3 separate regions of the Homo sapiens genome follow, and regions 1 and 2 are each linked to region 3. A link is an interaction called in ENCODE POLR2A ChIA-PET data of the cell type or tissue named here. Cell type or tissue: MCF 10A. All regions are shown on one strand. Region 1 holds the start of LOC105370360 (a long non-coding RNA gene). Region 2 has its middle 35 kb from the start of LINC00396. Region 3 overlaps LINC03082 (long intergenic non-protein coding RNA 3082).

Region 1 (4,000 bases), 270 kb after region 3:
CCATTAGCTCTTGGAAGGTAGGCTTCCAATTATGAAAAACACTGATTTCATTGAAATGAGGGTTTTCTACTCCCTAAAGAGAAAGCCATGGGAATAGGTAGTTTTATTCAAGTGACCAAGTATGGCAAGAATCACCTCTCACCTCCCTCTCTGCATTAACCCCACAGATGCAAACAGACTTCTCTCTAGTTCTAAAGATTACACACTTCATCTTAATACTGTTGGGAAATGAAGAATAAGAAGAAACAAATTCTAGATTACTACAGTAGCACATCTATAAGATGAGACTTTACAGATTAATCCTCTTTGCTGCAAAACTAGATTTTTTTTTCCTCTAAAAACTTTCATCTTTCTTTGATTGGCTTTACCTGTTTTTTTCCCTCTAACAATGGTGAAGAGACAAATTGTACTCTTCTGGAACCAAATCTTGAAATATTTAATAAATACCTAATTTATCTAAATCATGTATTTACACATATTTGTTCAGAATACGTAATATGGCATAATTTGTCATTTTTTAGTCATAAACCTCCTCTGACTCCTTCACAAAGGGCTCAGGTTTCCTTGCCTTGGCCAACTCCCTTCACCAAGAAGACTCTAGGATTGGTACTTCCAGAAACCTGGAGGCCAACTGGGACCCCTCTTCCCCTCTTCCTATACTCCCTTTTCCACCTCCCTGCTCCCAACATGCTTTGCTCTTCTCTATTCTAGGTCATTCATTCCATCACAACCTCTGGAATTTCCACATCATTACAACACAAGCTTCTTTTATCCTCAGATACCAGCTCTTCACTGCTTGAACAGAGAGGATCCGTAGGGCCCCCATCTTTGTGGCCTGTAAACCAATCTGATACAGAACACAAACGATCATAGCCAATATGTACTGGCTGTGTCTACTGTGCCAGTCAGGAGCTTTCAAAGGTCTTTAATGTGTTAATTTATGTGAACTTTTCCGTAGCCACACAAAAAGTATTTAATCAGAAAAAAATTACATAAAATTGTAATCTAAAAACATAAAAGAACAATCCTGAAAAGAGTGTGTTGAGCACTTACGATGCAGCAGGTTCTTTGAGAAAGCCTATCAAGCATAGAGAGTGAACCAAAACACACCCAGGGCAGGTTCCAGAGGCTACCAGGAATGCTCCTTGAGGAGGTGCAGTGGAGAAAGGACAGCCTGCAGGACTGAGGACCAGAAGAAAGGCCAGACCCCAGTCTCCGTCTCTATTCCAAGATGATGCCAACATCATTTGGTCTCACACGTCTAGTGGCATCTAACAGTCCTCTAATGGAGAAATCTCTGGAAAGGTCTGAGCTGAAGTCAATGGAAGGGAGGTGTTAAATGTAAATGTGTCGCATTCATTCCCAGTTGCTACATGAATGCATTCTAACAAGCTGCTAGAAAGGGAGTCAAGGAAAGGAAAGATTCTGATCCATGTTCCAAAAATGCAAAGCTGAAGAGATGTTGCAAGATGACATTCAATTTGAGGAAAAGCCCATAATGGGGCTTCTTCAGCTTTGCAAGAAAACCATGAGATTAAGAGGAATGATGGAGACCCACCATCCGGACATGATGGAAGCCCCTAGGTTTTCATACCTGGGCTCCCAGGGGCTTTGACTCAAGCAGAAAAACCTGGGGACACCCAGATCTCTGCCTCTCCCTGTAGGCACCACAGGGCCCCTGGCTGGAGCCTCTTTGCTCACTGATGACAGCTATTGCTGCACTCACCATGGATGCCAATGCAAGCAGCACAGAAAAGGGGTGCTGCAGTGCTCCTCTCAGATGCCAGGTCACACTTCCAGGCTACAGCTGAACTTGCATCTTCACAGACACCATTAAAACTCAACCTACCGGCCGGGCACGATGGCTTACACCTGCAATCCCAGGACTTTGGGAGGCTGAGGCAGGTGGATTGCTTGAGGTCAGGAGTTTGAGACCAACTCAGCCAACATGGTGAAACCCCATCTCTACAAAAAATACAATAAAGATTAGCTGGGTGTGGTGGTGCACGCCTATAGTCCTAGCTACTCAGGGGCTGAGGCAGGAGAATTGCTTGAACCTGGGAGGCAGAGGTTGCAGTGAGCCGAGATTGTGCCACTGCACTCCAGCCTGGGTGACAGAGTAAGACTCAGTCTCAAAACAAAACGAAACAAACAACTCAACCTACCATGCGTCATATTTCTGCCCACAGTAGAAGCCCTTAGAGCTATCCACTTTCTCCCATGGGGTTATCCTAACTGATGTTTTCCTTTCACCCAGCCCTTTTTCACTCCTTTACCTCCCAAACACTTCCAGTGTCTTCTCTCAAGTGTCCTTTCCATTGCAACACTACTCCCATGCTTTCTGAGTCTCAGCCTTTCCTGAAAGCTGGCTGCATCCTGGGGACACTGACTCTTCTGCTCCCGGAGGATAATGCTTATTTTGCCCCTGGATTTTCCTTCGGATTCTTCTCGTTCTCCAATGTTTCTGCTAAATAGCACTTTGAATTCATAATGCAAAGACTTCATTTATTGAAAGTTCATTCTCATGGATCCTGCCCCATCTGTCATGCCTTCTCCAGGCTGCATTCCCCTCTTCCTCACACCAGGAAACCACGCACTAGATCAACATGGCTCCCATGTCACCAGGTCCCCTGCCTGGACCACTCATCCTCGTTACCCCTGGCTGGCCAGTCCCTGCTGCAATGCTCTCTGCTGTCCACTCCCGTGGTTCTTCAGCAAGCTAGTCTGTGCCCTTTCATTGCGTTTTCTCTGCTAGATTACCTTTCTGTCCCTGACTTCTAAATGTTAAGAGTAGTTGGGTCCAATCCCAGGTGCTCCAATCTCATCTCTCACAGTCACTTTCGGCAAATCCTAGGGACTTAAATGCAGCTAGATGCCCATGAATCCCAAATTAATATCTCCATTCCAAGCCTCTCCAACAGCCTATCCAACATCTTCTCTCAGATTTCTATTATGTCCAACCTCGTGTGTCCAAAATAAATCTCTTAACTCTCCCTCCCCCATCTCAGGAGAAGACCTTGTCATCACCCAGCGACAGTGCAGGACACTGAAGGTCCTCTCTTCCTCCCCTACCCCCAAATCATCACCAAGTGCTACTGAGCCTTTAGAAATTAAAGTCAATTATTTTTACACTGTTAAATATTTGATACATACTTGTGCTACAAAATTCGGAAAGTCCGAAAAGTAACACGATGAAACGTGAGTCCTCTCCCCAACCCGTCCCTTCCCCAGGAAGCCAGGTTGGCTCCTCGCATTGCCATATTTGTGAGGTCACTTGCAGTAGGTATCTGTGCACATACCCACACGTTTTAAAAATAAAAAAAATGGTTGTACTATACTATACACACTGTTCTGAAGCTTGTTTTCCCACCTCACATTATACAGTCAAATATTATTCTGGGTCAGTATAAACAGAGCTGCCTCGTTTGTGTTACAGTTGCATAGGGTTCAAACCTTTGCCATTACAAGACAATACTGTAATCATGTGTATAAGTTTCTATTCCTAACAATAATGCAATGAACACCCTTATAAAGAAGTCATTTCCCATCCACATGAGTAATTCCTGGAAATTAGATTGTGGGTCAAGGAACATGAGACATTTGTCGTTTTGACAGATACAGCCAAATTGTATAGATGCTGTTCAGTCTGTACCACCAGCAGCCTTGGGTGGGAACCTGTTTCCCAACATTCTGGCAAACACACCGTGTTATCAAACTTCTTGATCTGTGCCAATCTGATAGGTGAACTATTCTACCACATTGTGGTTTTAATTTGCATTCATCTTATTACAAGAAAGGTTAAGCAAACTTTCACACATTTAAGCCTTTCTTGCATTAATTTTCATTATTGTGAAATTTGTATTCAGGTCATTCACCAATTTTTAGAATGTTTTTAGTTTCTTATTTTTTACAGCGCTCTTTTAAAGTATTAAATAAGCATCATTAGCACTTCATCTATGATACTGGCTGCAATTTCCTTCCAGCTTCTACTTTAACTTTG
Region 2 (4,000 bases), 53 kb after region 3:
AAGAAATGATAAATGCATGAGGGGATGGATACCTCATATACCTGGATGTGATTATTACCATTGAATGCCTGTATCCAAACATCCCATGTACCCCATAAATGTATACCCTTACTATGCACCCATAAAAATAAAAAATGAAAATAAAGGACAGTAAAGGGAGAAGAGGTTGCTTCTTTATTATTATTATTTTTTTCTGAGATGGAGTTTTGCTCTTGTTGCCCACACTGGAGTGCAATGGCATGATCTCCACTCACTGCAACCTCCACCTCACAGGTTCAAGCGATTCTCCTGCTTCAGCCTCCCAATTAGCTGGGATTACAGGCATGCACCACCACACCCGGCTAATTTTGTATTTTTAGTAGAGACGAGGTTTCACTATGTTGGTCAGGCTGGTCTTGAACTCCTGACCCACCCACCTTGGCCTCCCAAAGTGCTGGGATTACAGGCGTGAGCCACCATGCCCTGCGGAGGTTGCTTCTTGTGAAGCGTTCGGAGCAAAGTTTTGGGTGAGTGCTTGGGGACAGGGGAGATCAGGGTGCACAGGAGAGCCGGGCAGCATCCCAGATCCGAGGAAAGTGATGTGGGGAAGATGGTGGGATGAATGTACTCATGTGACTGGGGCAACAGAGTGGGATATAAATTGTGAGCAAATGGAAGATGACCCGCAATGACGGCTTAAACTCTATCCTGTTCCAACATCTACTGCAGGTGACACACTCAAGGTCAGATTTTTAAAAGAAGTGGTATCAACCAACAGGACATTTTGGGATTGAGGACATTTTGGGAACAGAGTTAGAATAATGGTGTCAGCCTCATGTCATTTGAGAAGCAAGGATGATACAATGGAAAGAGCCCTGGACAAGCAGTCGACAAACTTTCCTTCCTGAAAAGTGTTTCTAGTGACAACTCCTCTCCCCTCCTGCAGTGAGCCTGTGGACAAGCCCCTTCCACTCCCCTAGGCTTGGGTTTCCTAATCTATAACATTAGAGTATTGAGCTAAGCCCTTAGCCATCCCCACGGGCCCTTCAAATCTTAAAGTCGGGATTTTTGTGATTCCAGAGGTAGAAGCTGAGAACAAGGATGAAGGAAGAATCAATGATGATTGGGAGATACTGAGCCTGAGTGAAGGAGGAGATGGAAATTATCACTGGCAGGAGCCGGGAGTGATGTGAGGGGTTGATGAGTGAAGATTCTAAGACAGTGCAGTTGAGGAAACCAAATAAGGATTCCAGAAGGACAGGCATTAGGCTGGCTTCCCTTCTGAAGGCTTCTCAGAGGCGGGTCCTTAGCTGCATTGGAAGGAGGAGGAGGAGGGCTTGTTGGATCAATGAAGAATGAAGCGCTCCAGGTGGCCCTCCCTCTCTGCATTAGGACTTGGTGCGGTGTTCTGCTTGTAAGTTCTCTGAGGGCTGTCTCCAATAAGGATGGTGAGGTACTGCAGAAATAGAACTGGACAGTGGGGCAGAGGCTGCTGCTGAGGCTGAGGATGGAGCGTGCTTAGTGATTCGTACATGAGAGGGCAAGAGCCTGGCCAGGAAGTGGGGGAGAGAGACACCGACCCAAGACACACAGGCTCCTGGCATCTGGGTAAGACACTGAATGCTCACAGCCGGGCTTGCTCCGGCCGTGGTTCCATGCTGGGCACAGAGCGGGTGGGTGATCATTATGCTGATGGTGTTGAAGGTCTGTTGTACACTACCGCATGACTGGTGCTGCCCAGCAGCCTCCATGCACAACGCACCTCAGAACGGACTTGGGTTTCTCCTGTTTAGGATTCTTGCCTAATCACCATTCCTTTGCACTATTGAAAAAAGCCAGAGAGACAAAGTAATTGGACCATCTCAGTCGTGTTCAGTTATGTGATGGACATTTTGTCTTCCTCTGCACAACACAAATGGCCCTCCATTCTTCCCCTAACATTTACTGCAAAGCCGCCTTGGCGATACCGATGCCGAGGTCTTGGGGAATGACCACTCAACTCATCTTCTAAGGATCTCAAAGCACATTTACTGACACTTTCTAATTAAGCTGCCCCGAACCTGAGATGGGAATGGGGAAAACTGCATAGTTGTTTCAGTTTTTCTGTAGGAAAAAAGGTACCAGTCATGGACTAGATGAGGCAAACACATAGGAATGTGAGGAGGCGGACGCACTGGGAACCTCAGGAATGAGAGGAAAGAGGTGTGGTCATCCTGCTTCTGGTATCTGAATCCTGGGAGAAACATCCTCACTTCCCTGAAGAAGGGCCCCAAGCAGCACGGGAGGCATCAAGAGCCTTCCCTCTGGAGCGCACGTGCAGCACCAGCTGGGAGAGCTCCCCTGGCTTAGGACGCTTCCCCAGCCTTGGCTCACCTGCTCTCAGAGCTCTCACCTGATGCTTTCACTCAAGACAAATGTCTCCAGAAGCTGCAAGCATCAATTCAAACCCAGCAATTGTCTTCATGATTTCTTCTAACAATTCTTCAACTTAAAAGAAGCAGCAAATAGAATATATAAATGACAAATTCACAGAAGGAAAATATAAGCCAACAAAACACTTGAAACCAAACCCTCCTTGAAATTATCAGTAAGCAAAGAAAGGGGAATGAAAACAGCAATGCAGTGTATTCGTCCCTGTGGAGTTGGGTTGGGGTGGGTAATACTCAACAGTGGTTGTGGCTAACTGGTACTCTTGCACACAGCCGGTCAGAGCTAATATTTATACAAACTTTCTGGGAAGCAAATTAATAATCACAATATAAAGTCTTTAAAATATGTATACCCTGAGACCCACACTTTCATTTCTAAGATCTTATACTGAGGTAACTCTGTTAGATAGTATTATGTTGTAGCTAGGCGTGGTGGTAAATGCCTCTAGTCCCAGCTACTCAAGAGGCTGAGGCAAGAGGATTGCTTGAGCCCAGGAGGTCAAGGCTGCAGTGATCTGTGATCACACCACTGCACTGCAGCCTGGGCAACAGAATAAGACCCTGCCTCTTTAAAAAAAAAAAAAACAGAAAAGATAGTATGATGTTCTGTGTTGAATAACAGAAACTGAAAAACGGCTTCCATCAAATAGAGGTTTATTTATCAATTTTTGTGAGTACACAGTAGGTGTATACATTTATGGGGTATGTGAGATATTTTGGTACAGTCACGCAGTGTGCAGTCATCATATCATGGAGAACTGGGTATATGTCCTCTCAATCATTATCCTTTGTGTTACAAACAATCCAATTATACTCTTTTAGTTATTTGAAAATATACAATTAAATTATTATTGACTATATCCCCTTGTTTTTTGCTCATATGACATGAGACTTAGAAGGAAGTAGTCCAGGGCTAGGATAATGGCCCTGTCATGGTGTCGGGATCCAGTCTCCTTCCCACTTCCTGCCACACCCTCCTTAACCCATGGTTTTCAGGTCTTGGTCCTAAGATGGCTGCCTGCCTGTGCTCATTGTATCCATGTCCCAGGCGAGACAAAAGGAATGGTCAACACAAACATGCAAGAGCACAGGAACAGGCCAGCCACATCTGCTGCTCTCCAAAGGGCCATCCCAGAAGTACCACTCAGTATTTTCTCCTTACACTGTATTGACCAGACTTCGTGATATAGGAGTTGAAATAATTTAGCCAGGGATATTTCCACACTGACCAAAATCAGAGTCATATTAACAAGGAAGAAAAGAAAAATAGATGTAAAGTAGGTAATTTATGTTATCTTTGACAACAGTTATTAAAGATTGCATGCAAATTTTATATACATTATATGATGTATATAACATATAATACAGAGCTATGTATTTATGCGTGTGTGTAGATAGATAAAATGGCAAAATAACTGGAAGACTCCAAAATTAGACGTTTGGTTCAGAGACATTATTTAACCATATAGTATAATTCATGCAATGGAATACTATGTAATCGATAAACATCAGGCCAGAGAAGGTTATTTCAAACTTGGCAAAAGATTATAATGTATTGCTAAGTGAGAAGTAGGCGCCATACGGCATGCATG
Region 3 (4,000 bases):
CATCCAGGCAGAGTTGGTCTGCAAACAGAAAACCCATCTGCCTGCAGCAGCCTATGAGGAGGGAAGGCCTCTCTCTCCAGCTCACTCCAGCACCTCCTTGGTGGACTCTTGCCTGGAACCAAACGAGGAAGGAGATTCTAGGAAGGACGGCACTGGCTTTTCCTCAGGAGTAGAGGGAGTGGCAATGTCAGAAGGGAGAGTCCAGCCAGGACGCTGGAGCTGGTGAAACACCCCAGGTCCTGACTGATAGAAACCTGCCCGAGACCAGCTTCCTCACTGCGCCGTCCTTCCCGCCCTCAGGGCTTTCGTAGGCGCTGAACGCAGCGCTGTGAGTATGGCCTTGAGCACAGTGTGTGCAGGTGCCCGACTATTTTTTGTGTGTGCACATACACACACTCACACACACATAGTCCTGAGGATCATACACACAATGCTAACAGTGATCATCTCTGGGTCATAGAATCTTACTTTTTATTTTTAATCTTAGATGCAGGGGGTACCTGTGCCAGTTTGTTGCATGGATATATTGTGTAATGCTGCAGTTTGGGCTTTTCTTGAACTCATCACCCGAATAGTGAACATAGTACCCATAGGATTAATGCAGAATCAGAAAATCAAATACCACATGCTCTCACTTACTAGTGGGAGCTAAACAGTGGGTACCCGTGGACATACAGATGGAAATAACAGACACTGGGATGCAAAAGGGGAAAAGAGGGAGAGGGGCAATGGCTGGATTGTGAATTTTTGTTATCTTTTTTTCTTACTTCTCATCTCTGTATTTTGAATTATTATTTTCCACTGAAATTAATATTGTGTTACTTGTTTGACCAAAATATAAAGGGAGACATTTCTAAAAATTAGATCTATACCCCCGTTACACAGGAAATTTAAAATAGAAAACATTCTTTAGGACAGCCACAATTCAACTATAAAGTATTAGCATAAAAATGTCATTAGCCATTGATCATACTCAGAAAAAATAAAAAAGAAAATACTAAACTCCCTCAGAAGTAGGAAAAGGTGACTCCACTTCTGCTAACTTACCTGCAAACGATGGGAGTGGATAATGTGATCATTCTGGTAGGCGTTTCTTTATGTCAGGAGAAGAATGCAGGATTTGACCTCTGTAGGCATCAGCATCTCTCATGTTGATTTGCGTGAAGTTTCCAAACATCCTACTTACATCTGCTGGGATTCTAACTTTTCTGGAGGTGTGAATTGAAATGGAAGTCTTTGAGCTACCTGAAGAAAAGAGACTATTTTTTTTTTAATTAACAGAATCATCATCTTTCCAATGTTTTTGTACTACCAACTGACGATGGACGGTGAACAACTGTTGCAGACACACATGCGTGCACACGTTGCACACACTTGCTTCTTTGGGTCTCTTTGAACCCTTCACTTTTTTAGTTTAGCGTGTTCAGGATGAAAGGAATCCGATGATCAGCAATTTGATGGGTAGAGTGAGGGGGGAAAGAAGTGGCAGCTTTTTAGAGGAATTCATGTAAGGTAAGTTTGCTCGACTTGCAAGTTAAGTATCTGAATATTTAACAGCATTGTTGATAGAATGGGAAATAGAAATATGAAATTATGAAATAGAAATTGAGAAATAGAAATTCTGGGTTGGTTTTTCAAGAAGCACATGGGTCTACCTTGTTTGGTGATGACACCATTCTGCCTGGCTGACGTTCGGGCCCAGACCTGCTTGCTAATGTCACGGCCTGAATAGCTTTGCAAGGCGTGGGAGGCACGTTTGCCCTGTCTTTTCACATCTCTGCTCTAATTGTTATGGTTACTTCTTGGTACATATTGTTATTTGGAAATAAAGTCAAAACAAATTCTTTGTTGTTTTTCTTTTTTAAACAACAAAATACTAAGTGTTCACCTAGAAGTCAGATGATGTTATTAATTGTAATTGTGTGGCCTGGCTGAGTAATTCCCCATGAATCATTAACCACAGAGCATCTGCTGCTCCTGTGTGCGGAGAGTGATGTATTTAGACTCTCGAATCCTGTACATTGCTCTAAAGTTCAGAAAAATATGTCCAGAAAGAATTTCAAAAGTTTAAGGAAAATTGTGACGTTGCAGAGCCCCTTATTGAACTTTCAATGGCTAGAATATGAAGATTATACATTTATTTTTCAGGCTTGTTTGTTCTGTCAATTAATGTTCAATAATGGAAAAATTTGGTCTACCCTCTCCTTCTCTTGTCAATCACCAGTTTGAATGACAGAAAAAAAATACTCCTAAGAAGGAATAAAACCATAACAATGCAGTAGAAAATAAGACAGGAGATTTTCATAGGCAAGACATCGTGAGGAATTCCTGCAAGACAGAAGGCACGGGGATTAGAGGGCTGGGGAAGGGAGGGCAGAGGGGGATTAGAGGGGTGGGGAAGGGAGGGCAGAGGGAACTGCAACGCCGGAGCTTGCCAGGAGGGTCTCAGGGAAGTTTCACTTTCTGAATTAAATATGCAAATACTAGAAATAATTAGCTTCAAAGTACTTTACTTAGTACAGTTACTCCTTAAGGCCTTCTTTAAAACCTTTAGCTAAAGGCTGAGAACCATTCTCTAAAGAAAGCAAACCGCATGGCTAGAAAGGACCCTGAGAAGTAGAATGCAACGTCCAGTAACCCCAGTTCCCTGCAGAAGAAAGGGGAGAGAGATTATTTTTTGAAAGAAAAGCAGCTCTTTTTAGGACAGAAATACACTGAGTGATCATGTCCCAGAGTGAATTGTATCTTAGAATGGCTAGTATGGGCCATTGTTATTCTGGCAGGTTCCTCTTATCCATTCTCCGAGTGGCTTCCCGAATTCACAGAGGTTCAGGCGCTGTGGAGACCCACCGGGGGTACAGATCCACACCACCACCAAAGCACAGAAGCAAGAGTGGAGTTTCTCATTCAAAACTCTAAGAAAAACAAGAGTCACCAGATATTTGCAAAAATGAAGAGCATGAAAAAGAACAATCAAGACCGTGAAGCAAAGCAACTAACCATTGAGAGCAGCAGCAATTCGCAGAACAGAAACGAATTTAAAATGTTCTAATTAGTGTTTAGTGAGCAGTGAGAGGATAATTCCTTCATAAAACATGAATAAGTTGCCTTGAAAGAGGAGCTGTCTGAGAACAAAAAAAGAGTTCTTATTAAATATGCTAAAATTAAACCTTTCTGGATGCACGCAGAAGTCACAGAATGGATGCGATGGATGAACCAGCCGTGAGCTGGAAAATAATGTTGAGAAAAATTCAGCTTATAGAATAAATGGAAGGGAATTAACAGATACAGTAAAGATATGAAAAATAGATTCAAGACTTTCAGAAATAAGAGTGAAGTTGGCCGGGCGTGGTGGCTCACGCCTGTAATCCCAACACATTGGGAGGCCGAGGCGGGTGGATCATGAGGTCAGCAGTTCGAGACCAGCCTGGCCAACATGGTGAAACCCCATCTCTACTAAAAATACAAAAATTAGCCAGGCATGGTGGTGCATGCCTGTAGTCCCAGCTACTCAGGAGGCTGAGGCAGAAGAGTTGCTTGAACCCGGGAGGCAGAGGTTGCAGTGAGCTAAGATTGCACCACTGACTCCAGCCTGGGCGACAGAACGAGACTATGTCTCAAACAAACAAACAAACACCAGTGAAGTTAAGAGTAGATCAAAGAAATCACAGGCAATTCATGTCCTTGAGCCGCGGATCATTCAAGTTTTGATAAACGAGTTAATGGCTAAGCAGAATCATTTACGAATACAGAGCCATTCTTGGAAACATAACATGTATTTTAGAAGAGCAAAGATGGAGACAGAACCCCCAAAACTTACAGAGTGAATAAAGTATAAACAAGCACCAGGTTATATAAGAAGGGACAAGGCTCCAGCCTGGGCGACAGAGCAAGGCTCCGTCTCAAAAAATAAATAAATAAAAATTAAAAAAATAAAAAAAAAGAAGGGACAAGGCAGGCAGAAACACCAGACCCCCCATCATCTGGCAGACGATGCTGC

What was found. Peaks named below come from ENCODE experiments on the same cell type or tissue, not always from the same donor. Only the 100,000 strongest peaks of a DNase experiment are listed, where the experiment ranks them.
Region 1: POLR2A ChIA-PET joins it to region 3 with 7 read pairs; 3 of 35 experiments call an interaction of 5 or more read pairs at or near these places.
Region 2: POLR2A ChIA-PET joins it to region 3 with 6 read pairs; 3 of 35 experiments call an interaction of 5 or more read pairs at or near these places.

Annotation. Positions count from the first base shown.
Region 1 is chr13:109,794,896-109,798,895 of GRCh38, reverse strand. It overlaps LOC105370360 (a long non-coding RNA gene), which reads right to left and starts at 1,926. Exons shown (of 3, transcript XR_931723.3): 1 at 1,727-1,926. In MCF 10A, no CTCF peak of the experiment used is centred here; no DNase peak of the experiment used is centred here.
Region 2 is chr13:110,015,789-110,019,788 of GRCh38, reverse strand. It overlaps a transcript of LINC03082 not described here. Among named protein-coding and RNA genes, the nearest start is that of LINC00396, 35 kb to the left of the region's middle. RefSeq lists an enhancer at 1,426-2,625. In MCF 10A, no CTCF peak of the experiment used is centred here; a DNase peak (open chromatin) is centred at 2,188.
Region 3 is chr13:110,068,622-110,072,621 of GRCh38, reverse strand. The region is part of intron 1 of LINC03082 (long intergenic non-protein coding RNA 3082); the gene reads left to right. Among named protein-coding and RNA genes, the nearest start is that of LINC00396, 17 kb to the right of the region's middle. In MCF 10A, no CTCF peak of the experiment used is centred here; DNase peaks (open chromatin) are centred at 1,691 and 1,931.